Linked DNA regions of Mus musculus: regions 1, 2 and 4 are each linked to region 3. A link is a loop called in an ENCODE intact Hi-C map of the cell type or tissue named here. Cell type or tissue: heart. All regions are shown on one strand.

Region 1 (8,000 bases), 250 kb after region 3:
TTCACAATAAGCTCCTTTGAAAACACCTGTCTTTATAAAATGAGGTGACTTGGGGCTAGAGCCCCAGTAATCTTCCCCACATGATAGAATAGCAGTTCTCAACCTGTGGGCTGTGACCCCTTTGGGGTTGCCTATCAGATAGCCTGCATATCAGTTATTTACATTATGATTCATAACAATAGCAAAATTACAGTTATGAAGCAGCAACAAGGTAATTTATGGTTGGGGGTCACCACGACACGAGGAACTGTACTAATGTTTGCCATAGGCGACTCTATGTTAGTGTGGAGAGCTTTCACCAACCTAAAGAGGAAAGTCGTGAGAGCTGCATGGCTCATACCCAGTCAGGAGCACAGGTCACATGGTACCTGTGGTTGGTGCCTGCTGGAGCTGAGCTCGTAGCCTGATAGTCATTCGGAAAAGAAATTGCCAAAATTGAATTTTAGGAAACTCAGTTTCTGCAGGAGAATTTCTTATATTTCGGGTTTTTTTAAAACACCATCAAATCAAATCAAATCAAATCAAATCAAATCAAATCAAATCAAATCAAATCAAATCAAATCTTCAGGATCGGTGGCATACTCCCTTAATCCCAGCACTTGAGAGGCAAAAGCAAGCTTAAGTCCAGCCAGGTCTACAGAGTGAGTTCCAGGACAGCCAGGGCTACACGGAGAGACACTGTCTAGAAAACAACAAACAACAAACAAACAAACAAACAAACAAAAAACTCCAACCAACCAAACCAAACCAACCAACCAAACACCACCAAAAAACCTTCAAGTCTAGTCATATAATTAAGTAGGGAGTATAGAAGAATTTTATTTAATGTATCTTTTTCTTTTTGAGATATATAACTGTCTTTCACTTCAAGATTTAAGTAAATTTTATCTAGTCATGGAAAAGTTAAAGTTTGTGTATATACTGTTTTTTTTTAGGAGTTTTAATATTGTTTGATAAATGATAACAGCATGGCAGCATATTTTATCTACCAACTTTTTTAAGAGAGAGAGAGAGAGAGAGAGAGAGAGAGAGAGAGAGAGAGAAGAGAGAGAGAGAGAGGATGTGTATGGGTACCTGCAGAGGCCAGAAAAAGGCACTAGAGTCACCGGAACTGGAGTTATAGGCAGCTGTGAGTTGCCCTAAGTGGGTACTGAGAACTCAACCTGTCTCTCCAGCCCATTTTAAAATTATTCTCACCCACCTTTCTCTCCCATTTTATTCATTTGTTTACTATGAGACAGTGTTCCATGTAGCTCAGGGTTGCCTGTAAGACACAGTGAAGACTGGCTTTGATCATCTAATCCTCCTGCCCCCACACCCTCCTATACCTTTTGCTCCTGGCTCCTCCTCCATGAGACCCTAAAATGTTTTTCTGTTTAGAATATGACTCAGTGATAGGAAACTTGCCTAGCATATTTGAAAGGCTCTGCTACAATGTCCAGTGATGCAGGGTCGGGTAGGAGGGGAGAAAGGAAGGTTCTGGTTATTTCTCATTAGACTCGAGAGACTGATTGCTGTTACTTTTTGTCTGTCTGTCTGTCTGTCTGTCTGTCTGTCTGTCTGTCTGTCTGAGACAAGGTCTTAACCATGTAGCCCTGGCTAACCTGGAACTCTCTATGTAGACCAGGCTAGCCTCGGAGCCCACAGAGATCTACCTGCCTCTGGAGTGCTTGGATTTGCTTGTAACAAATCTGGTGTGGTGGCAGTGGTGGTGCACACCTTTTATCTCAGCACTCAGGAGGCAGAGGCAGGCAGAGTTCTGTGAGTTCCAGGCCAGCCTGGTCTACATAGTAAATTCCAGGACAGCCAACTCTATAGAGAGAGACTGTCATGGTTTGAATGAGAATGGACCACATAGGCATATAGAGTTGGATACTTAGTCCCCAACTGATAAACCAGTTGGGTAGGATTAGGTGACACAGCTTTGTTGGAGGAAGTGTGTCACTGGGAGTGGGCTTTGATGTTGCAAAGCCTGGGGTAGGGCCATTCTCTCTCTGTCTCTGTCTCTGTCTCTGTCTCTGTCTCTGTCTCTGTCTCTGTGCCTGCTGCCTGTGGGTTAGGCTGTGAAGCTCTCAGCTACTGCTCCAGCACCGTGCCTGCCTGCTTCCCACCATGATGATGATGGATTAACCCTCTGAAACTGTAAACCTCCCAATTAAATGCTTTCTTTTATAAGGGTGGCCACGGCCACGGTGCCTCTTCCCAACCACAGAACAGTAATTAAGACAGAGATTTTTGTTTCAAAAAGCAAAAAAAATGAAGTCTGTAGGAGCATACCCATTCAAACACTCTGACTGTTAAAACTTACATTTTTAATAACACAATAACATTTTTCCAGATGATAATAGCATTTAAAGTTTTATTGTAAAAGCAATATAAGATGAAATAAAAACATTGAAAAATTCACAATTCATAACCTCACCACCTTAACAAGTACTTTCGTTTCTGTGTATTTCTTTATAGAACGCTTCCACACACCTAATACATCCATAGCCACGCAAGCAACACTCAACTCTGCTTTCTGGCACCAGAACGTTCAAAAGACTCTTTAAAGTCATCTGACAACAGGAGCTGTCGTTTCGAATATTTACATCAGTCATATAAACTTAAGGTCTTAAAATTCTCAAATTCTAAACAACTAGGGTGTCTTCTCTCTCGTAGTCCTGCAGGGAAAACTCCCTGAACCTCCCACAGAATGAGGTGGACATATATAAATGACAGGAGTATCTTTCCAGAAATGTCTACCGTCCCAGTCATCAGCCTTTTGCCAGTTCTCAGGAACCAGAAGACACTGCATTTGAAGGACGGCTTTGAGCTGTGATGTCCACGGCCAAGCTTCCTGTGGTAATGGCTGCGTACAACTGTACTGCAGAGGAAAGCACGCAGATACCTACAGTTTGGAACCCTCTGGGCTCTTTTTGCATCCGAGTCTGTGGAGAGTAAGTCTATCGATGGGGTGTACACTCCAACATTCCAATGTTGGTGAAGAAAATTAAGCATATTGTTTAAAATCACAAGCCGATAGTGGCCCATTTGAAGTCCTTTCCCTGAGAGGTTATTAATGCTGCATATTATCTGTACTTTTTACTTATTTACAAACATTGTGGTTAGAACCTGTTGATACAACACGGAGATGTGAAAGCTTTGATTCCATGACAGATCCACCATTACACATTAGGAACACCCCCTGCTCCATGGTAGGGAGCTAGTATAGCCCCCAGACTTTTGGGCAAATAGCAAGGGCTTGTCTTTGCAGTTTCCCAGAATCCCTTGTGATGGCCTAATGGCTGTGAAAACAAGATTGAATTAGTGCACTTTGCATGGCTTGGTATGCAGTGTCCCTGGAGGCCAGAGGAGGGCGACAGAGAGCCTGTAACTGGAGTTACAGTCAGGCATGAGCGGCCCCATATGGGCGCTAAGAATTGAATCCTGGTTCTCTGTAAGAGCAGCACACACTCCTAACCTGTGAGCCATCTCCCCAGCCCCTAAAAATAAATAAAGACTCAGATTCAGACTTAAGAGTCTGCAGTTTAGTTCCTTGTCTATTTAAATACTATACACAGGCAGCATATACACGTGAACCTCTGTCTTCCCTTTGCATTGCTGCCAGTTGAATCCAGAGCTGTGACGTGCAGATCAAGCCCACTACTGCTAAGCTGTACCCCAATCCCACGCTTGCTTTTTTAGTGTCTACACTCTATGTGCACTGAAGCTTATGAGCACTAAGCGCCATTAGTTTTGATTTTTAAAACTAAATACTTGTTATTGTTTTACATGGATTATTTATTTATTTTGTGGGGCAAGGGGGCTGCACCTCTCTGTCTCTCTCTCTCTCTGTCTCTGTCTCTCTCTCTCTGTCTCTCTGTCTCTCTGTCTCTCTCTCTGTCTCTGTGTAGGTCAGAGAACAACTTTTGGGAGCCTGTTCTCTCCTTCCATTTTGTGGATTTCAGGATGGAACGCAGGTGGTCAAGCTTGGCAGTGAGCACCCTTAGCCCGAGCCACCTCACTAGCCTGACTTTTAATCTTTTAAAACTACTTTTCAAATACGTGATTTTCAGTTATGTGTACGTATGTGTATCTGTGTACATGAATGTAGGTGTCCACAGAGGCTAGAGATGCCCGATCTGCCTGGAGCTGGCATTATGGGCATCTGTGAGCCACCCAGTGTGGGTGCTGAGAACTGAACTTGTGGCCTCTGGAAGAACAGCATGTGCCCTTAACCTCTGAGCCATCTCCCCAGCCCCCGAACAGCCTATGTTTAGACAATAACCGCTAGACTACAGGATTACATTCCATGAGGATATACCTAAACCAACCAGCAAAGTACAAAGTCCCAAACCAAATCATCCAACAAAATAAGCCTGTCCCACTTCAGTGCCATCTGCTCGACACCTCAAGCTCACAAGGGCTCCACAAGGGCTCCCAAGACCCCAGTGCTACCAGTGGAGGATGCGAGGCACAGGGATATCAAATGACTTGAGGTACTTGGAGAGAGGCAGGGTAGATGGTGGGCCCTCAAGGGAGAGGCACACCCCAAGGGATGCAGAAGTAAGCTCTTCCTGCAATATTTTCCTCATCAGCTTCTTATACACAGGAGCCCCGAGGCTTACAAAGCATCCACCGTACAACATAGCAAGGAGGAAAGAACAGCTTACAAATGGACCAGAGTGCACATCAGGGCAAAATGCTACATTACCAGGGACCTCATGTAAATTCGACATCTCTTCAGCCAAAATTGCTTAACAGAATCATACATTCTTTACACAGCATCCTGTAACCCATAGGGGAATCACAAAGCTCTGGCTTTAACTCTACCCTAAGTATTTTCCCTTGTGGCAATTAAACTTTTATAATACATAAAAACAGAAATCATCCAGATGGCTGTGGGGGCCCACATCAGTAGCGTATTCTGAAGAGGCCAAGGCACGGAGGCTCATCACTTTGAGGCCAGTCTGGGCTACAAAGCAAGGCAGGGTAGCATATGCCTTTAATCCTAGCATTCAGGAGGCAGAGGAAGGAGCATCTAGGAGTTGTCCCAGGAGTTCAAGGGCAGCTTGGTCTACAAACTGAATTCCAGGACAGCTAGGACTACACAGTGAGATTCTGTCTTAGAAAACCAATTATCTGAGCATATTCTTGCTGCATTATGACTACTGTAGTCATTAGCAGTTCACTGCTGACTCATAGCTCACTCCCTTGATAGGTGCCTTGACACCCCGAGGTTCTGCCTTCTTAATATTGGTTAATACATTTTGGGGGGTATAATGATTGAATCTGAACCTTCAAGCACGCTAAGCAAGTACCCCGCCATTAGGCTATAACCCCAGTCCTCTTTTCATCTTTTATTTTGAGATAGAGTCTAAGTTGCCCAGGATGGCCTTGAAGTCACACTCCAGACCAACCTAATTTTGAACGTGTGATCTTCCTGTATCATTGTGAAGTATCAGGCCTGCACAGAACCCAGCCTAACTGATGTATTTTGGTTTTTTTTTCTTGTCAATTATACCAAGTATGAGATCATACCAAATGTCTATAGAAGATGAATTACCTCAACATCCAAGTATGAATAGAACCAGGATTCTATCAGCAAGCTAGCTCACAAACACAAGAAGACATATTAGTTAGAAGATAGCCAGTTTTACAAGGCAAGAGGTGACTTTGCCTATGTCCTATAGCAGCTTTCTTAGACAGCATCATAACACCAAGGACTTCACCTCATGTTTAACATTTTCAATCTCAGTGAGTTTCCTGGGTTCACAGGTCTACTAGAGGAATGTTTAGTTTAAGTCAACCTTTTGCAACATTGCAATGAATTGCAGTCATCTAAGAACCATCACAGGTGGACATCTAATGACCCAGCTCATTAAATATCCAAAGAATGGCTAAGGAGTGCAAAGAGTGGCGGTAACACCCCCTCTTTCTCACTTTCAGAGGTTAAAAGGAAATCCCATTTCTAGCCAAGCAGATCTTTGCTTTTGTCCCACCAACCATTTGAAAGTTAAATGCATCTGCTTTCTCAGTACCACTTCCCCAAGCCCCTCCAGGAAGGCAGAGAGCATTTCTCACATCTCATCCTTTACCGGTGGAAAGCAGGGGCCATTTCTGCCTTTTATGTGGAGGGTTCTGGCAGTTTGAGCTATGATCTTAAAATTCAGTCTCTATTCAGGAATATAGATGTAAAAGTTTCCGTTTTGGTTATGTGCATGTGTGAATAGTGTGCCTCCATGGGGACAAATACCTGAGGTGTCCAGAAGAGGGGGCTAGACCTCTCCTAGAGCTGGAGTTACAGGCAGTTGCGAACTGCTGGCTGGCAGTGGGTGGATGAATACTGTGAACAGAACTTGCATGTTCTGCAAGTGCAATACCTACGTGTGGTGTGTGTGTGTGTGTGTGTGTGTGTGTGTGTGTGTGTGTGTTACAGGGTCTCTCTGTGTAGCCCTGGCTGTCCCGGATATTATGCAGACCAGGCTGCCCTCCAACTCAGAGATCCTCCTGCCTTTACCTCCAAGGATTAAAAGTGTGCACTACTATGTCCCGATACAGTACATACTTCTACCTCTTAAGCCATCTCGCTGGTCCCCAGGGTTTTAGAAAAAAGCAGATGCAGATTCATATTTAGCAGACTACATATACAATGTAAAAGTTCTCTAAGCTTGACTCACTTGGCATCTATGAGCTTGTGGCCCAGTTTCCTTTATACAAAAACAAACATGCAACCCAACTTTGGTACTAACGTGCTTACATTCTTTCAGATAGTGTGTGTGTGTGTGTGTGTGTGTGTGTGTGTGTACGCATGCGAGTGTTTAAAGCTCTTTAAATTCCAAATTAAAGCTGTTACATTTTGAACTCAGCTGCCAGGCTCACAACCCCTGGTTACTAGTGATACCAGCATCGCCCTTCCCTGTAACATGGGGTCAGACAGTTGGGCAGCTCTCTAGAAAACTAGCGTTCCTATTGGCTATCGAGTAAATTCCAGGGATAGATAGGATTAAGAGCTTCAAAGAGGATTCCCCAGCCCTCCCTCAAAGGAGGGTCAAACACTGTGGTCTAATTCTGGGATAAAGTAAGCCGGTGAGAAGGAGAACGTGCCTGTTTACATAGCCGTGTGGCCCTTCCCAAAGCAGCACCATCCTGTCCCTCCCCCATCCGGGGATGAGTATGGAGCGGTCTTCTCTTGAAGCAAGTGTGCAGAGGATACACCACAACCTTCTTGGCTGTGACCCTAAATGGGGTCACGACACAAAAACCTCTCATAGCTGCAGCTCCTGGTGACTAATAGGCAGGCTCTGCCAAGTGCAGTAGTGTATCACAGAGAAAGCACTTTGCACGAGCCTCTATCCGTACACACTCCCAAAGCCTAGGCCCCAAAGGATTAAGGTAACAAAACCCACGCGCATCTTACTGCAACTGGTTTCTTGTCTAGGGAACAAAATGTCTCCCTCCCCCACCACCACTATGCTTGATACAACCCCACACCTTAACAAAATTGTCTCGTCTAAAACAGAATGAGTGCTACCAACCAGCGTGAGGGCACCAAACTTGGGACATACGTCTTAACCCATCAAACTCAGAGGGACCTGGGGTCACTGTGGACCGATTTCTATTAATAGGAGGTAAAGCTCCTACAGACATTAGAGGTAATGGCCTGGCCGCCCTGTGCTGTTAACTCCTCTTGGGCCAGCATGTTAAAAAACAAAACACGTTTTGCCCAGGCAGAGGTGGGCTTTGAAAGGATCATGTTCATATGCACACATTCAGGCTCACTACCTCTCTCCTTAACGGTTCAAACCCGAAGCCCATGCCCTGGAAAGAAAAGGGGCAGCGGACGACCGTTGGATATCAGTCAGCTCAGCTTTGCCACACATAAGGCGAGGGCCACAGCCACCAACAGCACGGCGCTGAAAACGGTGGCAGCCAGGGCCTTGCTGGGGTCGCAGGGGCCCGCGCGCTCCTCTACCGAAATGCCACCGGCTGAGGACGCGCCGGCACTGGCACCGGAC
Region 2 (8,000 bases), 100 kb before region 3:
TATCATCAGAACTTGAAAGTAAGAAGCAAAAACAGAGACAGAACTTCACGGAGAGTTGACAACGGCCCCCATCAGAGCTGGACATTTTCACATTATTCTCCTACTTAGAGTTGGTGGAGAAAAACATAGCAAAGAAAGAGAATAAGACACACACACACACACACACACACACACACACACACACACACACACACACACACCCCTTCAGTAACAATCCAATACCTGCTCTCCATCAACACAAGAAAATGTTCCTTCTTTTTGTGCAGGGGAGTTTCAAGTCAGGGTTTCTTTGTGTAGCCCTGGCTGTCCTGGAACTCTTTCTGTAGACCAAGCTGGCCTTAAACTCAGAGATGCGCCTGTCTCTGCCTCCTGAGTGCTGGGATTAAGGGTGTGTGCATGACCACTGCCCAGCTGAGAATGCTCATTCTTTTCAAGTGCACAAGAAATACTCATGAGGATAGATCACATCTGAGGTAATGTAACAAGCTCTAAAGGGCCTGAAGGATGGCTCAGTGGGGAAGAGCACATGCTGGTCTTCCAGAGAACAGGAGTTCAAATCCCAGCTTCCACCCCAAATCATGGTTGATCATAATAATCCATAACACCAGTTCATGACATCTGGTGGTTTTTCACTGGCATCTATATACTTGTGGCATACACACAACACCCCCACACATAAATAATAAAACTTTTTAAAGGAATTGGTATCAATAAAATTGAAAAAACAGAAATATCTGTGGAACTAAAAGTTGATTTTGTTGTTGTTTGGTTGGTTTTTTGTTTGTTTTGGTTTGGTTTTGTTTTTTTAAGACAGGGTTTCTCCGACTCACTCTATAGACCAGGCTGGATTTGAACTCATAGAGATCCACCTGTCTCTACTTCTGGAGTGCTGGAATTAAAGGCATGTGCCACCACTGCCCAGCTAAAAGTTGACTCTTTATAAGTATTTATGCATTGATAATCTTTAGAAATACCTCCTCCCCTTAGTCAGTGTCCATTGCAGTGAAGAGACACCACAACCATGGCAATTCTTATAAAAGGAAGCATTTAATTGGGGCTGGCTTACAGTTTCAGAAGTATAGTCCATTATCATTATGGCGGGGAACGTGGCAGCACACAGGCAGCCATGCTGTTGAAGAAGCTGAGAGCTCTACATCTTGATCCAGAAGTGGCCAGGAGGAGGTTCTCTTCTGCACTACATGGAGCATGAGCCGCAGGAATGGACCCCGCGTGGGCTTTTGAGACCTCAGAGCCCATCCCCAGTGACACACTTCCTCCAGCAAGGCCACACCTCCTAATCCTTCTCAAATAGTGCCACTCCCTAATGATCACGAATTCAAATATATGAGCCTATGGGGTCCTTTCTATTCAAACCACCACACCCTTAATGTCTAGTTCTCCTGCCTTTCAAGTGCTGGGATTTCAGGTGTACACAAACATAGCCAGATGTTTTGTTGTTGTTTTGTTGTTGTTATTTTAAAGACGGGGTTTCTCTATGTAGCCCTGGCCAGCCTAGAGTCCAGTACATAGAAATTCATAGAGAAGTGCCTGCCTTTGCCTCCGGCACGGTGGGATTTAAGGTGTGCACACTACCAGCTTTGGGAGGTTTGCAGTTGTTCTTTTTTTTTTTCATATTTTTACTTCAGTACCATAAGTTATGCTGAGTGGAGCTCATTATTTTGCTATTTGTGCATTCTAAGAGGTTTTAGAGTCTCTGTAAAATAGACTACAAGGTGTCTGCTGCAGCCTTAGAAGAACTTGCTCCATGTGGCCAACTCCAGGGCTGGAGTCTCTCATAAATGTGTACTTAACACAAGCACCTAAAATCTGTTTTTGCTAAATTCCACCAATTCCTTACTTGGGCCCACAGTAACATGAGGCAGGGTAAAATCCTGGCCCCTCTACCCACATTTTTGTCTCCTTTGTGTTAAAATGCGGGGTCAGACTCCTAACTGCATGTCAATTACTTAAGGAGTCTCCATCTGAAAACTGGTGATTTCTAAGTGATGGCATCCCTCTTCCTGGTGAGGAACTGAGGCTCTCAGTGTGACAGATCTCTGCTTTAACTCCTGCACTTGGGAGGCGGAGGGGGGATCTTTGTGAGTTGAGATCAGCCAAGTCTATATAATGACTTCAGACCGGGTTTCAAAACACAGACAGACAGACAGGAAGGAAGGAAGGAAGGAAGGAAGGAAGGAAGGAAGGAAGGAAGGAGGGAGGGAGGGAGGGAGGGAGGGAGGGAGGGAGGGAAGGAAGGAAGGAAGGAAGGAAGGAAGGAAGGAAGGAAGGAAGGAAGGGAGGGAGGAAATAAGAAAGAAAGAAAGAAAGAAAGAAAGAAAGAAAGAAAGAAAGAAAGAAAGAAAGAAAGAAGAAAGATGTGTGAGAAAGGAAGAAACAAACAAAGAAACAAAAAAAAATGAAACTGAGGCAGCCCCTCAGCTCTTACAGTGTTCCATCTTAGACCCTGCCCCCCAAATGGCCCCTCTTGGAAAGATAACCGCACCTCACCCCACCGGGCAGGGATAGTCTTCTCAAGTGAGTGCCCTCAAGCAGTAAGAACTTTTCAGAGTCTTGCAGAACCAGAACCAAGGCGATGAAGCGAGGCAGTGAGCAGACAGAGCACACGGTGACTGACAGACCTTCCAGCCTCTGCTCCCCTTGCTGCTCTGCTCATCAGGGCCTCTGAAGAGGGGCAGAAGTGCAAGCTTGTCTCCTGCCCACCACAGCTTTGCTCATTGAGTTCCTTTTCCCCTTTCAACTCCCTCTTCCTTTTGCTTTTTTTGGGGCAAGTGGAGCTGACATGTGGCCCCCAGGGCTTGTTTGACAGCTCTCACCTGCAGCCATCCTTAGCTGTATGTTCAGAAGCTGAGCCAAGGAAACTCTCCAAAGAAGATTTACTAGAAGGGTGACTCAGTGGTAGATCCCCCAGTGAGGGGCTGGGACTGTGATTCAATGGTAGAGCACCTGCCTAGAATCCCCCAGTGAGGGGCTGGGGGCATGGCTCAGTCCAAATGTTAGAAGTCCCAATGTAGACCCCCCCGTGGCTCAATAGCTCAGTGGTGACAATCTTGTCTATCATTTGATTCCCAGCACAGTGTGAAAAAAAATGGTTAAAATAGTAAATTTCATGTTATATGTCTCTTACCACAAAAAAAAAAAAAAAACTAAACTTACAGGGTCTTAAAGTTGTCTGATAAACGTGCCCACTGTTTTCCACTGACAAAAGACACTGTTGTTGCCAACCATGCCAAACCATGTATCAGACCATGTCAGAGTGCACACACATGTGCAACACACACTAATGTAATAAAACAAATATTTTTAAAAGTCTTTGAGCCGGGTGTGGTGACACACACCTTTAATCCCAGCACTTGGGAGGCAGAGGCAGGCGGATTTCTGAGTTCAAGGCCAGCCTGGTCTACAAAGTGAGTTCCAGGACAACCAGGGCTATACAGAGAAACCCTGTCTCAAAAAAAAAAAAAAAAAAAAAAAAAAAAAAAAAAAAAAAAAGAAAGAAAGAAAGAAAGAAAAAGAAAAGAAAAGAAAAGTCTTTGAATTTAAACGATTCTCAAGTGTTCTAGCACAGGAGACTCAAAGTTTTCTATGGGCTGGAAAGATGGTTCGGTAGTTAAAAGCAGTTGCTGCTCCTGCAGAGGATCAGGGTTCCATTTTCACCACACTGGCCCCCTCTTCTGGCCTCCATGGGTACTGCATACACATGGATAACAAAATACAGGCACTCACAAACATGAAAATCTTTTTAAAATCTTTTAAAATCTTTTTAAAATTACTATCTTAGTTTGGATTTTGTTGTTGTGAAGAGACACTGTAACCATGGCAACTCTTATAAAGGAGAACATTTCATTGGGGCTGGCTTGCTGTTTCAGGGGTTTAGTCCAATATCGTCATGGCGGGGAACAGATCAGTGAACAGGCAGACATGGTGCTGGAGAAGGAGCTGAGAGTTCAACATCCAGATCAGCAGGCAGCAAGGAGAAACTGAGACATGCTTCCTCCAACAAGGCCACACCTCCTAATAGTGTCACTATGTGCCTATGGGGGCCAGTTTTATTCAAACTACTACATTACACTTCCTGATATATAGGTTATACATATGTATATATATGTACATATATATATATGTGTGTGTGTGTCTGTGTATGTGTGTGTCTGTGCATGTGTGTGTCTGTGCATGTGTGTGTATCCATATTATAATGCAAAATGTGTTTAGTCCAACTGCAGAAGTCCCCATAGTCTGTAACAGTCTCAACCCTGTGAAAGTTCAAAGTTTCTTCTGAGTCTCATGCAATCTTCTAACTGTAATCCCCTATAAAATCTAAACCATAGTCACATACTTCCAATATATAACAGCACAGGATTCACATCATTATTCCAAATGGAGGAGGGAGCACTGTGAGGAAACACTGGACCAAAGCAAGACTGAAAACCAGCTGGGCACACTCCAAAATCTGCATCTCCATGTCTGATGTCTTCAGATCCCCAACTCCTTTCAGCTTTGTTGACTGCAACATGCGTCTCTCTCTTAGGCTGGTTCCATACCCTGTTAGCAGCTCTCCTTGGCAGGTATCACATGACTCTGGCATCTCCAATATCTTGGGGTCTCCAAGGCAATCCAGGCTTCATCTTTACAGCTTCACACAGTGGCCTCTCTGGGCCTCCATGACAGGCCACCCCTGACATGTGCCTGGCCTCAGAGGCTTTCCTTAGTCACAGAGATTCTATAACCACTTCTTCTATCCTTGATTCTAAAGCCAGAACCATGTGGCTGAAGCTGGCAAGTTCTGCTGCTTGCTGGGGCTGGAACATGCCCCAACCCCTTCATTCAATTACATCTTCTCCAACTTTCTGTTTTCAATGGTTTCCTTTGCTGCCTAAACTTGGCTGTTCTGAAACTAGCTCTTTAGTTCCTTTTTGCAGGTTGGAAGCATAGTTGGGTGGGGCCTTGCCTTTATTTCATTTAACATCAGGTTTTTCTTTACTCTGTTTATCTCCTTAAGCGTAGGACTTCACTTCGTTCCACTTCCTGGTTCCTCTCTTCCCCACATACTGCACATTTTGTAGCTGTCTTTGCTCAGCTTGCTCTTTTTCATTACAGATCTTCATAAGAGTGAACAGTAATAACCACAGGACAGAGTCAAGACTAGGATGTTTTGAAATTTCCTCTGCCAACTTAACTAACCAAAACTCTTCAGTTTAGCCTCAGGCAGACTTTTCAGAAAAGGAGAAAAGGCAGCTATATTCTTTGACAAGATATCATAATAACAGTCTCTAGACCACATACTAAAATTCTTCTCTGAAACCTCTTGAGCCAGGCCCCCAAATTCAAATCATTCTCAGCGCACCTGTCTTCCATGCTCCTTCTAGGATGGTGCATTAAGCCCCACTTAAAAAGTTCAACTGCTTTCCTAATCCAAAGTTCCCAAATCCACATTCCTCCAAACAAAAGCATCGTCAGGCCTCGCACAGCAATACCCCACTCCTGGTACCAAATTTTGTCTTCATTAGGGTTTCCTTTGCTGTGAAAAGAGGCAACTCTTATAAAGGAAGGCATTTAATTGGGGTGGCTTATAGTTTCAGAGCATCATTCCATTATCATCATGGCAAAGTTAAAACTCAAGGCACTAGAAGTTAAATCTGAAAGGAAAAAAAAAAGTATTGATTTAAAAACTAACCGTGATAAACCAAATACATGTTGACACAAACAACACTTTTACAAAAACTATTTACAACATAAACCAAAAATCAGTTGGAAGTAAAACATTGTTTTACCTTTTTACAAAGTTCTTACGGTTAGTGATGTGCTGTTGTGGGTGACAAACAAGAGGCTGCGTTGGGGGCCTTGGAGAGGCTGAGCCAAAGATGGTAACAGGAGTTCTTCCAGAGAGATGACACACTGACTGAAAGATCTCTGATGGGATGGGTTTCCCCACAGACTACCCGGGAAACAGCATTCCGAGCCCCCACCACCCTAAATTCAAAGTCTCTGAGGCAGGAAGACCTGTGTAGGTTTTTAAGGAGCAGAGACAAGGTAGGTTAATAAGGGCGTGATTCTCATTTCTGGCTTTGCTTACTGCTGGGAGTTGGGTGGGGTGGCAGGAATGTTCGGCCAATCAGATGACTTCCAGGTCCTCTGTCCCTGTGCAGCTGTTACGGTAGAAAAGCTTTCCTTTAGAGCAGAGCCTCCCTCAGACTCAAGTGCCAACCAACGTCTCCGACTGGTCCTCACTTAGCTTTTTACTACTGTAGAGAAGCACCCGCAATTACTTAAAAAGAGGATTAAGAATACAATTCAGGCATGTCGGTTCATGGTTGAGAGGGAGATGGGGAGGAGGAGAGAGAGGGAGTGAGAGCAGGATAAGGTAGCTGACCCACTGACCTACAGCCCTCTGCTAGGCCCCACCTCCCGAAGTCTCCTCCCAAATAGCGCCACCAGTGTGGACCACGCTGATCACATGATCCTAGGAGAATTTCGTTTCACCATAAACAGGCATCCAACAGGCAAGTACTCCAAACCCCAGGACTGATAGAGAGGAGCTAGAACTTAGCCCCAAGAAGACTCGAGAGTGCTTTCCAATAAAGCCTTCAGTAACTGGATGCAGCTGAATAGACCTGATGCCTTTGTAAAGTGTGGGACTATCCCTCACATTTTCGTTGGCAGTGTCAACCAAAAAAAAAAAAAAAAAAAAAAAAAACCAAGTTGCAAAGGGCAGGAACTGATCAAAACAAACAAACAAACAAACAACACACCCAGACCCGTAGGAGAAGCAGAAAGAATTGCCTCCCGGACAAGCAAATTGTCAACTTAACCGTAGTGGTCAAGTCGAAATCAGTATTCTTAAATTTCGGTCTTTTGCCCAGCTAGAAAGAAGCCCCACAACCTCTCATATAAGCCTGAGAGCGGTGGCGCTGACATATCCCCCCCACCGCACTGTGCAATATCCTGTGCTGCCTTATCGAACCAAAAGCCCAAGCGTGTTCCACTGTGTGGGTTAATGAAAGTACGTTCTTTGTCCCTTTTCAGCTTAGGACATTTTTTTTTCTATTACATTTACCTATTTGTTGTGAACACATTTGTGCTCATACGTGAGCCGCGGCGTACATGTGGACCCACAGGCCGGAGGACAGTTTTCGAGGGTCAGTTCTCATCTTCCACCCTGTTAGACCCAGGAATTGAACTCAGGACGTCCAGGGTTAGCAACAAGGACATTTATCCACTGAGCCGTCTCGCCAGTCCTTAAGATGGTTTTAAATGGTTTATAAGGTTGTAACTTCAATTGTGAGTCAAAATATCTGCATTAGGAACACCGCCTCACGTGGCTCCTGCATTTTCTAAAGCTCGCTGGGTTTATCATTGTGTGTTTTGTTTGGATTTAGGTGTATCCCTGGGGAACATTCTTTAAAACTTCAAAGTCTCCCCCACCTTCCAAAGCCCTGGTCGCAAATGCTCTCAAGGGGTTCCCATGTGCCTGTGCTCTTGGCAACCACAGCCCAGGCCTTAGAATCGGGCCCCACACGGGAGCACCTAGCCATTTGGATTTTTATGCATGCTGTAGATGTAGATTGACGATCGGATTTGATGCTACAGACCTCCATTTTGGGACTTTACTCAGCCTCGCCAAGCTGTTCTCAGTATGCAGATTGTTGCTACCCACTGCGCGGATTCCGGGAGGAAAAATCAGCATGCTTTGCAGTGCTCAGCGAAGCCAAGAGCAATGCTCAGCGAAGCCAAGAGGCTGTGGAGACTTGTCACCCCTGTGGAAGCACTCAGGGGACAGCGATTTGGCCGACCTCAAGGAGGCAAAGGCTAGCAGGGAACACAACGTCTTCCGCTAAAATGTCTTCCGCGCTGACAGAGGAACGGTTCTGTGAGAGGGCTCGCAAAACAAAAAGGGTCGTGCAAAAAAGAAGAAAAGGTAGCACTCAGGCACCGCTGGGATTCGAACCCAGGATCTCCTGTTTACTAGACAGGCGCTTTAACCA
Region 3 (8,000 bases):
AAGGGACGGGGAAGAAAGGAGGCAGCAAGCCTGAGGTGAGACACTAATGGGAAGTGTGCCCTTGGCCACTCCTGTCTTCAGAGCTTTGTCTTCCTCCCTCAAGAGTTCCGAGTTCGAGGCCAGCCTGGTCTACAGAGTGAGTTCCAGGACAACTAGGGCTACACAGAAAAACCCTGTCTCGAAAAACCAAAAAAAAAAAAAAAAAAAAAAGTGAAGATCCTATGAGGTCTTTTATAGGTAGGTACAAGGGTGCCAAAATGGAAGCACGATGTCCGTTCAAGTTCTGGTTAGAGTGGAGGTTGTATGACTGATAAGTTCAGGAGTATTAACACAGTAATATACTGACCCACTTCTCTTGGAGCCTGAACCAGAGTGGCTGTGTTTAACCCTCAGCCCCAGGCCAGCACATTTCCAGTGAATTAAAGAAAGCCTGTGTCAAATTGATTTGTGATTGACTTGGTTGACTTAGGAAGAAAGAAAAGTTTTTTTCATCAGCTCTTTCCAAAAACACCTGCCCCAGAGTCCCGCTGATTAGGACTCTGTAGGTTTCTTTTCTTCCCTTTCCTTCTTTTCTTCCATCCTTCCGTCTTTCTTGGAATATGGACACCGGGTCTTTCCACTGAGCCCCAGTGTGGTGGGTTAATGCCTTTTGTCAGTTTGACACTAGTTAGAGGAGGGAGTCTGATTGAGAAAATGCCTCCAGAAGACAGGTCAGTAGGCAAGTCTCTGGAGCATTTCCTCAATTAATGATTGATGTGGGAGGGCCCGGCCCACTGTGGGTGGTCCTAACCCTCCACAGGTTGTTCAGAGTTGTATAAGAAAGCAGGCAGTGGGGGGTGGAGAGATGGCTCAGTGATTGAGAGCATTGGCTGCTCTTCAAGAGAACCCACATAGAGCCTCACAACTGTCTGTAACTCCCATTCCAGGGGGTCTGATGCTCTTCTTTGAGCTCCATGGGCCCATACATATGGTGCGCAGATAGACATACACACAGGCAAAACAACCATATACAGAAAGTAAAAGAAACTCATTAAAAACAAAAGCAAATCAGGCTGTGCAAGCCATGGGGAGGGAGCAAGAGAGTAAGCAGTGTTCTTCAAGGTCTTTGCTTCATTTCCTGACTCTGGATTCCTGCCGTGAGTTCCTGAACTGGTTTCCCTCAGTGATGTAAGGTATATGGAAGTAAGGTAGAAACCAAATAAAGGCCAGGTGTGGTGGTGTACCCTTTTAATCCCAGCACTTGGGAGGCAGAGGCAGGCAGATTTCTGAGTTCGAGGCCAGCCTGGTCTACAAAGTGAGTTCCAGGACAGCCAGGACTACACAGAGAAACCCTGTCTTGAAAACACACACACACATACCACACCCACACACACACACACACACACACACACACACACACACACACACAAAACCCGTTCTTTCTCCAAGTTCCTTTTGGTCAGGATCTTTATCAGAGCAGTGTAAAGCAAACTAAGACACCAGGCTAGCCTCAAACTCAACAGTAGTGCTCTTTCAGCCTCTGGAAAGGCATGGAGATCACAGTGTGTGAACCATCACGTCCCGTCCGTTGGCAGGACCTTTCTTAGACTGAAGTAGCCCTTTTCTCATGACCTGGTGAATTTATTTATATATTTATTTATTTTTTAACTTTTTAACGTATGTTAAGCTGTTGCTTTTGTTTATTTTCAAGAACTTATTTTAAACCTCTCGAACCGTCTAAATATATATTTATTTACTTTCGATGTTTTTACATTTATTTATTTTGTGTGTTTGCTGGGGGGTTGGAGGGGGAATGCATGTGCCATGGCGCACGTGTGAGGTCAGAGAACCTGTGGAAGTTCTTTTTTGCACCTTCTACCCTATGGGTTCCAGGGAATGGAACTCAGGTTGTCAGGCTGAGCGGCAAGCACTTTTATCCTCTGAGCCACCTCTGCAGCCATACTAACACCATTTTTGTTGTTTGTTTTTGTTTTTCGAGACAAGGATTCTCTGTGTAGCCTTGGCTCTGAGACCCGCTTGTCTCTGCCTCCTGAGTCCTGAAATTAAACGCCCCTGGCCCCTAAAACACTTCTTAAAGAGCATGAAAACGGTTGGTTAGTTTTGAAAGCCGAATCTGAGGTTTACACTGCGACCCACAGACCTCCAAAGGCAGAAGACAAAGGTGTTTTTTGGTGGTGGTGGCGGCGGTGAGGAAGGAGTCTACAGGCTGGGGGCTCTAGGCTCCTGCAGATGTAGCCCGATGTGCTACCAATATCCGACGCCAGTTTACCTACTCTCCAGTAGGAGGTTCCGCGAACCCCGAGCCTAAGGAACCCCCTGCTACTCCTGTACTAACCACATCGATACCTATAACACGAGACCAGCCAGAGAAAAAATCACTTGGGCTTGAGAACTGAGAAAACCGAGTTTGGGAACTCTGGCATCCTTAAAGACACCTGCAGAATTCCTGTGCACAAAGCCTGCTCAGTAGGTGGCCCCCTCTCCCGACGACTTCTGCTACCCAAGCGCTCGGAGGCCTCCTCTCCTGCAAACAGCTTTCCGTCCTTCCTGGCCAGAGCCTTTAAAAGCTTCCGAGCAGCGAATGAACTGGTCATGAATGTCCGCGTCCCTGAGTGGGAAAGCAAACGTATTTAGTTCTCTGCATTTACTATTCCTAGGGCTCCAGAGAAAGGGCGAATTTGGGTTTCGCTACGTTTGCTGAAACCCCGATCCCGCTGGCTGCGCCACCTTAACGCTCACAAGGTAGTGAGCTGTGAACAACACTCAGATTAAGATCGAAGGCTCAGCAAGAGCTCCATTCTAGACTCGCGGCAGACAGCACTTAACACTTGCATGGGGCAGGGGCGCGGTCTATACAATCAAGGGCAGGGCTTCAGGGCTCTGGCTTCAGCCTCGGGCGGGGCTGGAGGAGGACCGTGCGTGTTGTGGGCGGGGCCTTAGTTGAGCGGGGCGAGGCTACAGAGTTAGGTATCCGCCTCCGGTAGGACTGGATGGTGGAGGGGCGGGGCCTAGGCGAGATGGGGCGTGGCTCCAGAGATCAGGGGTGGGGCTCACTCTGGGATGCAGGAGGACTGCAAATGCGGGGGGCGGAACTGTAGGGCTTGGGATTCGCCTCTTGGGAGGCTGAAGGCGGGGCCTAGGTGGCAGAACTGAGTTCCAGGCTCGGGATCTGCCTAGGTCCAGGTCTTGCTAAGAGGGGCGGAGCTCCAGATATCTGGCGCTCTAGGGCTCGGGCGGGGCGGCAGGGCGGCTGGCTGGTCGGGGCGGGAGCGGGGGCGGGTCCCGGCGCCTCCTGGGGCCCTTAGTAGCCACTGCACCTCAGTTCACCCTGGACTCCCGCGCTGCCAGCATGACCGATACGCTGCTACCCGCGGCTCCCCAGCCGCTGGAGAAAGAGGGTGACGACTACTTTCGAAAGGTGAGTGGCGAGTCAACAGACCCTCTCTCTCTGTCCTGGCAAACTGCGGAGCGTGCTGAAGGGGCTTGAGGCGGGGGTCGGCTTGGACTGGAGGGGGAGGGGAAGGAGAAGGGAGAGACCCGCAGAGTTGGTGCGGGCCGAAGGGCGGAGAAGGGGGGTCGAAAGGGGATTGATTGCGCGGGGCTTGGAGCCCCGAGCAGATGGCAGCCGGGCTGGGGCGTGCAGGTGCACAGGCAAGCCACACGCAGGTGGGAACCTGGGGAGGTGATCCGGATGGCCCTGCCAGGCTTCTCGCGCTGGTGGGGAAAGGACCAGCTCCTGGCCACGCTGGCGAGCTCGGTCGGTCCCTCTGCACTTATACCGCAGCTCAGTTTCCACCCGAGCGCTTAGCCATGGTGCATCTGGAGGGCGAGTTTTGCTCTTTTGCCTCCCAAGTGCTTTCAGCGTTGGCCCCCTTCGACTTCTTGGTAAGGGAGAGTGGATGCTGCAAGGGGACCTCGGGCGTGCCCCTTCGTTTGTCCTCGCCCAAGAGAGCCAGAGAACCGGAGTCTCACTCTTCCAAAGTGGATTTATCTGTATTTGGTTGTCCGAGAGACCGAGAGGGCGAGACTGGACTCTGCGCGCTTGGCACGTCTTGGCGCTCCTGGGCAATTAATGCGACTGCCTTTCGCCCTGGAACTCAGTTCCTCAAAAGCGACCCCATTAGGCGCCCACAGCGGTGCTGGGATTGCCCAACAGCTGCTGGCTTTCAAAGGCACTTTAGAGGTGCGAATCACTGTGACAGACTCCTCACCTTCCTCTTGGGTCCCTAGAGAGTCTAAAAATAGCTTTTGGACTTTGGCCAAGGATCACCTGGTGGGTTGAGAGATTGTCGTGGATATTTTTCTAACTGATACGATCGAAGGCGCAGCGAGCAGTCATGAATAGGGAAGTGAAACTGCTTCCCACAGAGCAATCAATTCTTAATTGTTCGTAAATGGGCTTGGCAGCTTCCTTCTCCCGCGGGACTCTGGCATCTTAAAGAACTTTTGCTCACACGTGAAGTAGTAATAGAAAAGAGGGAAATCTGGAGACAGGTGGGGACAGTGGGCAATTTTTAAAGTTCCTTTTGGCATTTAAAAAAGTTTTAAAGTATATTTAAGTTGAAAGATGTCATCATGGAATTACAGGATTATAACTTCTAATTATGTGTGGCATTTGGGCCAGAGGATCACAGGCCAGAATTGCAGGAGGTTGCTTGGCCTGGGAATCTCAAGATGTCCAACCTAAGGCCCTAGGGCCTGGCTGCCACCCCCACAAAATTGCTTTACAGCCTCCAGCAAGTTGCTGTCTCTTTGTGGGATATCAGTTCTTGCTAGATTGTTTGTCTTCTGAACAGATGGCTTGGTGGACCTGTGGCAGCTTCTTGGTGGGGAGAAGGCAGGAAGTCAGAGAGGATGAAATATACTCTGGAGGGCGTCAAGCTTTTCAGAACAAGTTCTCCTGTGGCACCCATTCAGAGCAGTGAATCTCAGGAGAGGATGTGGGTGGGGAAGGGAAAAGATTGGAGCCTGAATGTTTTTTAAAGATTTAAGTGTATGTGTATGTGCATGCACGCTCACACGCCTTGGAGGCCAGAAGAGAAGACCAAATGTCCTAGAACTGGAATTACAAGTAGTTGCGAACTTCCACTTAATATGAGTGCTAGGAACCAAACTAGGGTCCTCTGCAGGAACAGTAAGCAAGCCTAACTGACCACTGAGCCGTTTCTCCAGTTCTTTGGGTATTTCTCAGGTGCAGTTTCTCTGATGCTGGCTGATGAATTTTACAACTAACATCTGTGCAGAATTGAAACCCTTGTCACTGCAATTGTGTTGTGTCTGAGTTAAATCATGCCAGTCTGCAGAGTGCTGCCTTTTGTATCAGGAAAATAAAAGGGTTGGGGTACGTTTTTCTAATCTGTGCCCTGAGCCAGTTTGATGTAAGTCATATGACAGATGAATGAACTGTGGAGGTTAGACAGGTGAAGGAGATGGAGAAGGGGCCCTGCAGGCAGAGGGAACAGCCTGGGCAAAGGTATAGAGGTACAGGTGCTTGGAACCTTCTGAGAGTAGAGGGATGTTTGGAAACTCAGCAGTTTCCGATTAGATTGCATATCCTAAGGAACTAGGGGATGCTGGAGATTCATGGAAACATTTAAAGCAGATTCAGCCATGTGGGATTAATACCAGAAAAATCATTTTGACTGCAGTGGTGGAGAAAGAGTGAAACTGGGCAGGAAGTTGTATTGCTTTAGACCAGTGCTTCTCAGACTTCTTAATGCTGTGACCCTTTAGTACAGCTCCTCATGTTGTGGTGACCCCCTCCCCACCATAAAAATCATTTTCTATGCTACTTCACAATTTTGCTGCTGTTAGGAATCCGAATCATAATGTAAGCTTCTGATATGTAGGATATCTGACATGTGATGCCAAAGGTGTCTTGACCCATCTGTGGAGAATCACTGCTTTAGACCCTGTGATCCCATTGTCTTTATCTTCCCTACCCTGATACAGACTGCCAATGGCGTTAGCCAGCATGAAATCCTATGTCCAGGTGGGGACCGCAGCTCAGTGGTAGGGCACTTGTCTAACATGCACATGATCCTGGGTTCCCTTCCCAGCCCTGTGAATTAAAATTGGATAGCAGGGATGCCAGTAGGGAGGCTCCGATGGTGAGTGGGACCAGCAGTTTGCCAGCTGTGAACGGGAGATGTCACTTTGGGAGTCATCCAAGTGATTGGCATTTTCAATAGTGAGTAAAGAAGCCGGGGCAGAAATATCTGGATTAAGGGAAGGAATGAGCAGAAGGAGGAAGACAAGCTGGAAGGGTGGCAGTGCAGAGGAAGCTGAGAGACGTTGACAACCCTAAAGAGTGCTGGAGGGGTTCAGGTTATCCCTTCAAGGGAAGAGCAGAAAGTGAGTGAGTGGAGGGTAGGAACAAAAGCCAGTGTGGCAGGGATGCTGGAGGAGGGAGATGTAGGAAGGGAGATGAAGGGAGATGGAAGGTGTGTGTGTGTGTGTGTGTGTGTGTGTGTGTGTGTGTGTGTGTATGTATAGACAAGGTCTCTTTGTACAGTCCAGGTTAACCTCATCCATGCAGAATCCCCCTTTGTCAACAGAGAGAGAGGACTGGGCATAGAACCTACAGTTTTCTACATGCTAGGGTCTCTGTCACTGAACTGCGTCGCCAGCTCCTTGAATTTTTTTTTTTTTTTTTTTTTTTGCTAAGACAGGGTTTCTCCATGTTGCCCTGGCTATCCTGGAACTCTCTCTGTAGACCAGGCTGGCCTCAAACTCAGAGATCCATCTGCTTCTGCCTCCCGAGTGTTGGGATCAAAGGCGTGCGCCACCACTACCCAGCTTAAATGTTTCTTTTTTTTTTTTTTAAGATTTATTTATTTTATGTATATGAGTACACACTTTAGTTGTACAGATGGTTGTGAGCCTTCATGTGATTGTTGGGAATTGAACTTAGGACCTCTGCTTGCTCTGGCCAACCCCACTTGCTCCGGCCAAAGATTTATTTATTAGTATAAGTTCACTATAGCTGTCTTCAAACGCACCAGAAGAGGGCATCAGATCTCATTATGGGTGGTTGTGAGCCACCATGTGGTTGCTGGGATTTGAACTCAGTACCTTTGGAAGAGCAGTTGGTGCTCTTACCCACTGAACCATCTCACCAGCCCGAATGTTTATTTTCAAGAAGATTTGCTGGGGATGGAATTGGGGTCCTCTTGTGTACCTCACATATACTCTACTACTGACCTATAACCCTCTTTCCCAAATGCTTGCTCTAGAATGGGCAAGTCTAGGGCCTTGATTTTTGTGTTTCTTTTTTCTTTTTCCTTCTTCTGTAGTTGTTGAGGAAAGAGAGTTTGAATTCTCCATTCTCCTGTCTTTACCTCCCATGTGCTTTGTTAACAAGTACAGACTTCCAAGCCCTGTTTGAGTCTTCTTAAAATCTTGTTTTTATGTATACAGCCCCGGGGCTTGTGCCTGCTTGGTTAGGACACTATCTCAGCCTCCTAAAGCACTTAAAAAGCAGGAGAATGAAATCAAAGAACACAAGAACACAAAGCAAATTTGCTGCCTCCAGGCTCTGCAGGCCCCTCCTTCTGGAGTGTGGACTGAGTTTTGCTTTCTAAGATAAACCTTGATTAGTTGCTCACCAGACAAAATCAAACTGCAGGGAGATGTGATCGCACACACCTGAAATTCTGGTAATGAGGACTCAGAGAGGCTTGTGGGCCAGCCTGGGCTCTGTGTACAGTGAGTTCCAGGCCAGCTTGGACTAGTAAAACCCTGTCTCAGAATAAAAACTAACCAAAGAAGGGAGGAAGTCAGGTGTGGGGCTGTTTGAGACTCAGGAAAAGGATAAACTGGGGAAGCACTTCTGGCTGATAGGAGGAGGGAGGTGAGGTTTGGAAGTATTGGGAGGGCCAGTCAATCAAGGGGGAAGGAATGGGCACCCCAAAACTAGATATGTAGTCAGGACCTTAGACAACATCCCTCAGGGCAGACTCTTCCTGCCCTGGGTCCTTATCTGTTCAAGATAAATTTAA
Region 4 (8,000 bases), 57 kb after region 3:
AGGTGCTCTTAGCCACTGAGCCTTCTCTCCAGCTCCTGAACGACTCTCCTGCAAAATGAACCTAAATGGCGAGTGCTGGACGTGTGGCTCAGAATATAACGCTTGCTTAGCATGTCCTCCGTTCCTTCCCAGTGATGGAAAAACATCAAAGCGGTGAGAACAAGCGAAGGGCTGTTTCCACCCGGATCATTTACCTGCTACTCTTTGTTTTGAATGGTGGGAATCCTACTCCTCCCTAGAGCACATTTGGAGACTACTAACACCGTGGAAAGAATCCATGCTTTGGCATGTAGAGCTGGAATCAGGCCCCGACTGTCAACAAGCTGCGCGGCATCAGCTGGTTAATACCCTTTCTGGGCCTCGGTGTCTTTGGCAGTAGGTTTTCAGTTAGACCACGGTTTCCAGAAAGTGCCCTGAAAGTCTCGGGCAGGGGGCAGGAAGGCTTGGGGACTAAGGCAGGGAGCCCGCCATGTACAAACAACAGAAGCAGCAGTAGAGGGAGGGAAGGGAAGACCCAGGAAGGGGGCAGACCCTGGAGTGGTCCTGGGAGGGGAGAGGGTCATTGAAACTTCTCAAAGAATGTGTGGGTGTGTGCGTGTGGACATGCATGGATAGCAGAGCGAGCCACGTCTGCTGAGAATGGCTGTGAGGCAGGAATGCAGGGTGTGGGCTGGTACCTGGAGGAGGGGGCGTGGAATCCAGGCAGCGTGGGGGCCTATTCTTTGAGGCCATGGCTATTGCTCATAGGGCAAGGCTCTCTGGTGGAATATGTGTTGAATAGTTGGAGGTGAGCAGAGAGGATTATAAGAACCATCCAGGACCAAAAGGACTGGTGGGACCAGGGGAAGACTGGCGTGCCAGGTCAAAGGTCATGCAGAGCCAGGGGGTCAGGGGAGCCTGTCAGTTTGGGAAATAGCCTCAAGCTGTAAACAAGCTGTTTGAAGGATGGTGGTAGGGGAGGCAGGGTGGCGTGCGTGCGGTGGAACTGGAGCTGACATCCTGCCAGAGGAGGGAGGAAAAAAACTGACAGTGTTTGTGAGGAAGCCATTATCATGGTAGAAGGCAGACTCAAAGCAGGTGGAGGGTCGGAGATGCTCAGAGTCCTGGGATCTGGCTCGAGAATTTGGTTTTATTGTTTTTCATGATCGCATGCCCCTGTTGGAGTCTCTGAAAGGGAGTCTTGACCCAAAATTACCAGATTCTAAGGTGTCCTAGCTAAGGTTACTATGGCTGAAATAAAACACCAGGACCAAAAAGCAACTTGGATAGGAAGGGATTCATTTGGTCCACACTTCCATATTACAGTTCATCATCAAAAGCTTTGAGGGCAAAGGAGATGCAACTCAAATGCCAGGACCAAAGAAACCTGGGGAGGGAAGGCTTGATTTGGTCCACAGCTCTGTTTATCATCAAAGGAAGTCAAGACAGGAGGAACTTAGACAGGGCAGGACCCTGAAGGCAAGAGCTGATGCAGAGGCCACGGAGGGGCGCTGCTTACTGGCTTGCTCCCCTTGGCCTTCTCAGCCTGCTTTCTTATAGACCTCAGGACCATCAGACCAGGGATTGCACCACCCACCCTGGGCTGGGCTCTTCCCCATCAATGCCCTGTAGGCTTGCCTACGCCCGATCTTACGAGGTTATTTTCTCAAACGGAGGTTCCCTCTTCTCTAAAGGCTCTAGCCTAGGCCAAGTTGACATACGAGGTTATTTTCTCAAACGGAGGTTCCCTCTTCTCTAAAGGCTCTAGCCTAGGTCAAGTTGACATAAAAGCAGCTAGCACACAAAGGGAATCACCTTCCTTTATGGTTCCCTGTCTTAAAAATCAAACAGCTCTTCGATCCCCCCTCCCTTGGCATCCGGAGTGAGATGTGTGGCACACGCTGCCCCTGCCTGCTTTTCAGAGTTCTGAGTTTGATTTGCTGGGCGTGTGTTCTGTGGTCAGGAGACAACGTGTAGGAGTCAGTTCTCTCCTTCCACACATGGATGCTTTACCTACTGAGCCACTTCTTCTGACCTGGCTTTTCAGGGCATAATTCTTTAAGCCATCCAAGGTTTAGATTTCTATCAACCTGGTGTGTGTGTGTGTGTGTGTGTGTGTGTGTGTGTGTGTATGAATGTACTGTAGTGTGCATGCAGAGGTCACAGGATGACTTTCTATCAGGTAGGTTCAGAGGCTGGGATTCAGGTCACCAGGCTTTGTAGCAAGCATCTTTACCCACTGGGCCATCTCGATGACCCTCTGTCACCCTTCCTTCAGAAAGGATGCCGTCCGTGTACAGTGTGAGCCTCCAACTTTTAGGTTCTTAGTACAACATCTGCTGTGACTCAGGCTGGCCTCCAACTCACTGAGTAGCCAAGACTGGTCTTGAAGTTCTCCTCCTCCTCCTCCTTCCTCCCCAACGCCACCTGGACCATCCTGGGTCTCAGATTTGCCCATCATTACTGTCTAGTCATGCCTCACACTTTTCTTCTTCTTTCCCCATGAACAGCATAATAAGTGTGCCACTTACTCTGTGGGGATGCAGAAAACTTACTCCATGATATGCCTGTCCATGGACGATGATGACAAAGCTGACAAAACCAAGAAGATCTCAAAAAAGCTCTCCTTCTTGAGTTGGGGCACTAGTAAAAACAGACAGAAGTCGGCCAGCACGCTGTGCCTCCCCGAGGTTGGCCTGGCGAGGTCGCAAAACAAGAAGAAACTCCCGACTCCCTTCAGCCTGCTCAACTCTGACAGCTCTCTGTACTGAAGGGAGGAGCCAGAACAGGCCACACCGAGGTCGCCACAGCTGCCTAACCGCCCATGCCGCGATGGGACTGTTCTCCAACCCCATCTTCTCAGACTGTAAACTTTGATGTGCTTGTGAACATGAAAAAGAGACCTCTAGAAATTGGTGAGAAACCCAGCCGCATGGGGATTTTCACATTGCTGCAGTTATTTATTCTATAATGTAGGGCATAGAAGAGCCTGAATATTTTAGCTGTTTTTTTTGGTTTTCCAAGACAATTTTCTGTGTAGCCCTGCCTGCCTTAGAAGTTGCCCTGGTGACCAGGCTGGCCTCGAACTTTGAGATCCACCTGCCTCTGCCTCCCAAGTGCTGGGATTAAGGTGTGTGCCACCACCACCCAGCAGCTGCTATTACTGTTTTTCTTGGCTGTGATTATGATATTCAGGCACCGTGAGAGATGAATTGGGACCACCTACTTTGGTACTATATCCGAGTGTTTAGATTTGTATAGTAGTGATTTCTTAAGTTCAAGTGACTCTTGAGTGGAGGCAGGTTAGAGGTGTTAACTAAAACCAGGCTGCTTGGAAGATTTCTGTGAGTTTGAGGCCAGCCTGGTCGACATAGTGAGTTCCAGGACAGCTGGGGCTACACAGAGAAACCCTCTCTCAAACAAACAAAACCGAAACAGGCTGCTTTAAGTACTTGGGAATTCATGAGATGAAATGACACATCTTCTGTCATCCCTGCATAATTTGACTGTTCTTTCCCAGATGAAGTCTAGTGCCAATTTTGTCTTTCCTTCCTCCAGAATCAGCCCCCCTCAGCTATATCATACTGACCAGTAGCTAACACAGTGGCAGTGTTAGGAGATACCGTCTACAGGGTAGATAATATGCTGTTTGATACTCAAAACGTTGCTCTTTTTGTTTAAAGTAGGAGGTATGTAACTGTGTATTTTAAGAGTCTTGGTTTAAGTAGTAGTTTCGCAGTTTACAAGGTAAAGACGTAAACTTACTCAAGTTGAAACCTCTACTCGACTTTGTAAGATGTATCTACCAACTTGACTTTGGGGCTATAGGTTGGATGACACTGTGACAGAGTCACGGTTGACACAGTTCAAGTGATAAGTTTAAGGATATATAGCCTGTGGATCTTAAAGTAACAAGGATTTAAATATTTTTCTATTGTGCAATATCTGGAGAACACAAATGCCTTAAGGAAAGTGTGCCCGCTATCCCTGGGGCTCTGTTTGTATAAATATTTAAATAAAGTCATGTTCATTGTTTGAGTTAATTTTTCTTTTTTCTTTTGCTTTTATTTCATCCTAATTATTTCTTCCACGTCATCCAAAGCACAGCATAGTTTTCTTGTGTTGATTGGGGGGAGGGGTGATGCGGGAGGAAAGGCGTTTGTTGACTCGGGCAGAAACTCCATAGCACAGGTACCTGACGAGTGTGGAGAAGACCTGAGCTGTGGCCCTGACACTGGTTAACGGGGACACTCCCTACTCAGCGCTGGACCCTCACAGGGCCTCTCAGTGACAGAGGCAGGGCAGAGAGTCTTGTACAAATCTGCTCCAGCTGGCTGCGGCTGGGAATGAGTCTCTGGATGATCCCCGTGGGGACCCTCTTCATCTTAGCAGAAAGTGGCCAGTGCCGCCCGCGACCCCCAAGCCCCACCAGGTGGCTGCCCAGACAGACACCGAGGCAGGGTGACTGCGAGCCTCATCGGTCCTCTCCTTGTCTTTAGCCCATTGCCATTGACAGGGGAACTTTTCCTTCTTTTTAAATATGGAAACCAGACGCTGCAGTTTGAAGTCTGAAGGCAGAGTCAGCTGCGGGGCTGCTGTCGCTTAGGCTGGGTGAAGAAGGTGTGGATTTGCTGTGCTGCCGCGGGCCCCACGACCTCCTCCAGTTCTTGGACGGAAGCGTTGCTCAGTTGCTGGATGCTCGGAAACTTCTGGAGCAGAAGGGGGGCCTTAACTTTCCCAACCCCTGGGATCTGCTGCACTGTTTGAACAAGGGAGAGCTCGGAGAGCATGGAGCGCTTTTTCCTGAGGAAAGGGTTCTTGCTGGGCTCTCTGGTTTGCTCTTGAACCTGAATGGGAAAATTAAAGGAAAAGGATGTGAGCGCCCTCTGGTGGACAGGTAGTTTTTATTTTAAAAAAAAAAGTGTGTGTAGTTTATGTATGTGCACATGCAGTGCACGTGTGCATGACTGGGTGTGGGGGCCAGAGGTGGTCATTGGGTGTCTTCCTCTATTACTCTCCACCCTATTTGGAGAGGGGGTCTTTCTTACTAAACCCAGAGCTCCACAAGGTAGAAAGGCCAGTGAACTCCAAGGATCTTGCTGTCTTCACCTCCCCAGCGGGCTTTTTACACGAGCTCTGTCCCCCCCCCCCCCCCAAATATCTGTGTGGCTTGTTTACTGTGTCACGTCCCTAGCCCCTTAAGACAGTTGTTCCATGTCATTCAGTTTATATATAAATAGTGTAGCCCAGGATAGCCTCAAAGTTATGATCCTCCTGGCTCTCAGGGGCTTGTAGGCATGTTCCATGATCTTGCCTCCCAACACTAATTTATGTATTTTATTTGACTTTTGTGAATTTTTATTGGGGTTTGTCGTGGTGCCACAGCATGCATGTAGAGGTCAGAAGACAATTTGTGGGAAGAGACTCTCTTCTTCCACCATATGAGCTCCAGGGATTGAACTCCATTGAGCCCCAGGTGGCAAGTGCCTTTATCTTCTGCAGAGCTTGCCAGCCCATGCCACTGATTTTAAAACGTTTCCCAGGAGCAGTGGGCATGGCACCTACACTCCCGGTACTCAGGAAGCACTGCAAGTTAGAAGTCAGCCTGGGCTACAAAGTGCCAAGCCACCCTAACTATACAGTGAGGCTGGGATCGAAAGGCAAACAGGCTCCCTGGTAAAGTATAAAGAGCAAAGAGCTGGAAAACTCAGGAACAGGGAAAAGGAAAGGAAGCCAGCATCGATTGCGTGCTTATGGAGACCAGAGGTCAACCTTGCGTGTCACTCGGTCTCCATGCACCACGTGGTTTGAAACAGGGTCTCTCCTTTGCCTGTAGCTGGCTGATCAGGCTCAGCTGGCTGGCTAGCAAGCCACAGGCATCTGCCTGTCTCTCTCTAGGGGTAGAATTACAGGTATGTGTTGTCCTGTCCAGCATTTTCAGATGGGGTGGGGTGTCACACTCAGGTCCTCAGTTCTTGTGTAGGAGGTGTTGTAACCACTGGGCCATCCCCCAGCCTCAGGGTTTTTTGTTTGTTTGTTTTAGTTTATTTGTTGTAAAGAGATCAATGCATGCAGCCTATACACAGGAGTGCTGGAGCTTAGGCATAGTCTCGGAAATGCTTGTGATCCCCAGGACCTGGGAAGCAGAAGCAGGAGGATCAGGAGGAGTTCAAGGACAGTGTGGGTCGAGGCGGGGGTGGGGAGTGGACGCAGAAACAAACCAAGAAAGGCTGCTACTTAAACAGCGAATGGGACAAAGTGGCCCGGTGCCATCTTGCCCAGTGCAAATGCAGGATAATGGTGATGGCACCAGTGCAGCCTGGAGGCCAAAACCAGAGCTCTGACTGACAGCCTTCAGTCCTAAGTGCAACAGTTTCCGTAAACCAGGTGGAGGTGTCACTGGCTGGCAGAGTGTTTGCCTCTGCATGCAGTAAGTACTGAGCTCAACCTTCAGCACTGCCTAAGGCCCCGTGTGGTGACACACGCCTGCAATCTCAACTACGTGAGAGCCTGTGTCAAAGTTTATTTTGAAGTTAGGTGCACATCTTTAATCCCAGCACTTGGGAGTCAAGGGTAGGAGGATCTCTGAGTTCGAGGCCAGCCTGGTCTACAAAGTGAGTTCCAGGACAGCCAGGGCTACTAAAGGCAGCTTTGGTTAAGTCTGGATCTGGGGTAAATTGAGCATCTTCTGGACTTCTGGGATATTATAAAGGAGAAGTCTGGTACTTACCAAGTGGATAATGAGGCAGGATGCTTCCGACTGGCTGGCCACTGGAAGCAGCACCATCCCAAGGTCTAGCACAGTAAACTTCTGGACTGCTGGGAAATACTGTTCACTCATCTGGGTCTTCTCAACTATTATGATCCCTTGAAGATGTGAGGACTTCAAAAGAGAAGAACACAGCTCTGGTAACACAGTTCAGAAAGCTATCACTCAGCGCTTGGGACGGTTGAAGAGAGGGGATGCTAGATTTTAGCACCTCGGTACTTACATTTCTAAAGCGAGCGAGTCTTTTTCTGTAGCCATGTCCGGCCACCAAATCTGCTTCAGTGACATAGAGAATGCAAGATTTGCTAGACAGGTAAAAATCTGCTGATGCCAGGCCCTCCTCAAAAATGAGTCTAACTTTTCCTAAAAAACAGACAAGAAAATTCGTTTTTAGAAATTTCAGGTTAACAAGGCAGCAACAATTGAAATGTACTTTTTGTGCGAAGATTCATTTTTTTAAATGTGTGTATATGTGTGTATGTGTGTGTTCGTGCATGAAGGTACCCTGAGAAGCCATGAGAGGGCATCAAATCTTCTGGAATTGGAATTACAGGCAGTAATGAACAGCTCAGTGAAAACAGATGGGGATCTAGCCATCTCTAGCCCCCACCCCGCTTTTTGTTGGTTTGAGACAGGGTTTCTCTGTGTAGCCCTGGTTGTTCTAGAACTCACTCTGTAGATGAGGCTGGCCTTGAACTCAGAGATCCTTCGGTCTCTGCCTCCCAAGTGCTGGGATTAAAGGTGTGACCCACCACCACCTGTCCTAAACCTCCTTTTTAATAAAATAAAACCCAAAGATTTATATGTAGGTTTTGCTCGCATATGTCTGTGCACATGTGCAAGCCTAGTGCCCCCAAAGGCCAGAAGAGGGAGGAGTCTGACTCCTTGAGCCACCATGTGGGTGCTAGGAATTAAACCACGATCCTCTGTAAGATAAGCCAGTCCTCGTAACCACGGAGCTCTCTCTCCAGTCCCCTTTCATTTTAGTCTATGTAACTATTTTGAGACAAGTTCTCATAGCCCAAGCTGGCCTTGAACTTGCTATGTAGCCCCAGGCTGGTCTCTAACGCAATGATTCTCCTACTTCAGTCTCAGGAGTGCTGGGATTGCAAAGGAACATCACCATACCCAGCATTTCTCTCACTCTCTCTTTTAACGTGCTGGGAAGAAAGGGGTATGACAGAAGACAGCTCACTGACCTTGCATCTCCTGAGCCAGTTGGGACCCGCGCCATTTTTCACTAGCCACAATA

The links. Hi-C counts contacts between places; a loop is a spot of excess contacts. Peaks named below come from ENCODE experiments on the same cell type or tissue, not always from the same donor. Only the 100,000 strongest peaks of a DNase experiment are listed, where the experiment ranks them.
Region 1: a loop joins it to region 3, with 2.0 times the contacts of the local background. A loop is called at or near these places in 2 of 42 quality-filtered maps.
Region 2: it touches region 3 in a loop (2.9-fold over the local background); 2 of 42 quality-filtered maps call a loop at or near these places.
Region 4: it touches region 3 in a loop (6-fold over the local background); 18 of 42 quality-filtered maps call a loop at or near these places.

Annotation. Positions count from the first base shown.
Region 1 is chr7:35,576,664-35,584,663 of GRCm38, forward strand. Rgs9bp (regulator of G-protein signalling 9 binding protein) reads right to left here. Exons shown (of 1, transcript NM_145840.3): 1 at 2,330-8,000. The coding sequence ends at 7,844. Among named protein-coding and RNA genes, the nearest start is that of Rgs9bp, 4.9 kb to the right of the region's middle. In heart, CTCF peaks have their summits at 3,351 (motif pointing right) and 6,247 (motif pointing right); no DNase peak of the experiment used is centred here; H3K4me3 peaks cover 1,128 bases; H3K27ac peaks cover 734 bases; H3K27me3 peaks cover 2,676 bases.
Region 2 is chr7:35,226,828-35,234,827 of GRCm38, forward strand. Gm38989 (a long non-coding RNA gene) reads right to left here and starts at 7,987. Exons shown (of 3, transcript XR_881960.2): 1 at 7,073-7,987; 2 at 5,790-6,164; 3 at 3,641-5,654. n-TTagt9 (a tRNA gene) reads right to left here; the gene lies at 7,943-8,000. In heart, a CTCF peak has its summit at 3,695 (motif pointing left); no DNase peak of the experiment used is centred here; H3K4me3 peaks cover 1,647 bases; H3K27ac peaks cover 1,039 bases.
Region 3 is chr7:35,330,994-35,338,993 of GRCm38, forward strand. Rhpn2 (rhophilin, Rho GTPase binding protein 2) reads left to right here and starts at 3,244. Exons shown (of 15, transcript NM_027897.4): 1 at 3,244-3,418. The coding sequence starts at 3,350. In heart, CTCF peaks have their summits at 2,475 and 3,330; DNase peaks (open chromatin) are centred at 3,048 and 4,248; H3K4me3 peaks cover 2,709 bases; H3K27ac peaks cover 2,016 bases; H3K27me3 peaks cover 2,406 bases.
Region 4 is chr7:35,388,266-35,396,265 of GRCm38, forward strand. Rhpn2 (rhophilin, Rho GTPase binding protein 2) reads left to right here. Exons shown (of 15, transcript NM_027897.4): 15 at 2,490-4,022. The coding sequence ends at 2,750. It overlaps Faap24 (Fanconi anemia core complex associated protein 24), which reads right to left. Exons shown (of 4, transcript NM_178643.5): 1 at 7,948-8,000; 2 at 6,972-7,111; 3 at 6,710-6,862; 4 at 3,887-4,826. The coding sequence ends at 4,560. Among named protein-coding and RNA genes, the nearest start is that of Faap24, 4.5 kb to the right of the region's middle. In heart, a CTCF peak has its summit at 4,865 (motif pointing left); a DNase peak (open chromatin) is centred at 7,974; H3K4me3 peaks cover 547 bases; H3K27ac peaks cover 1,193 bases.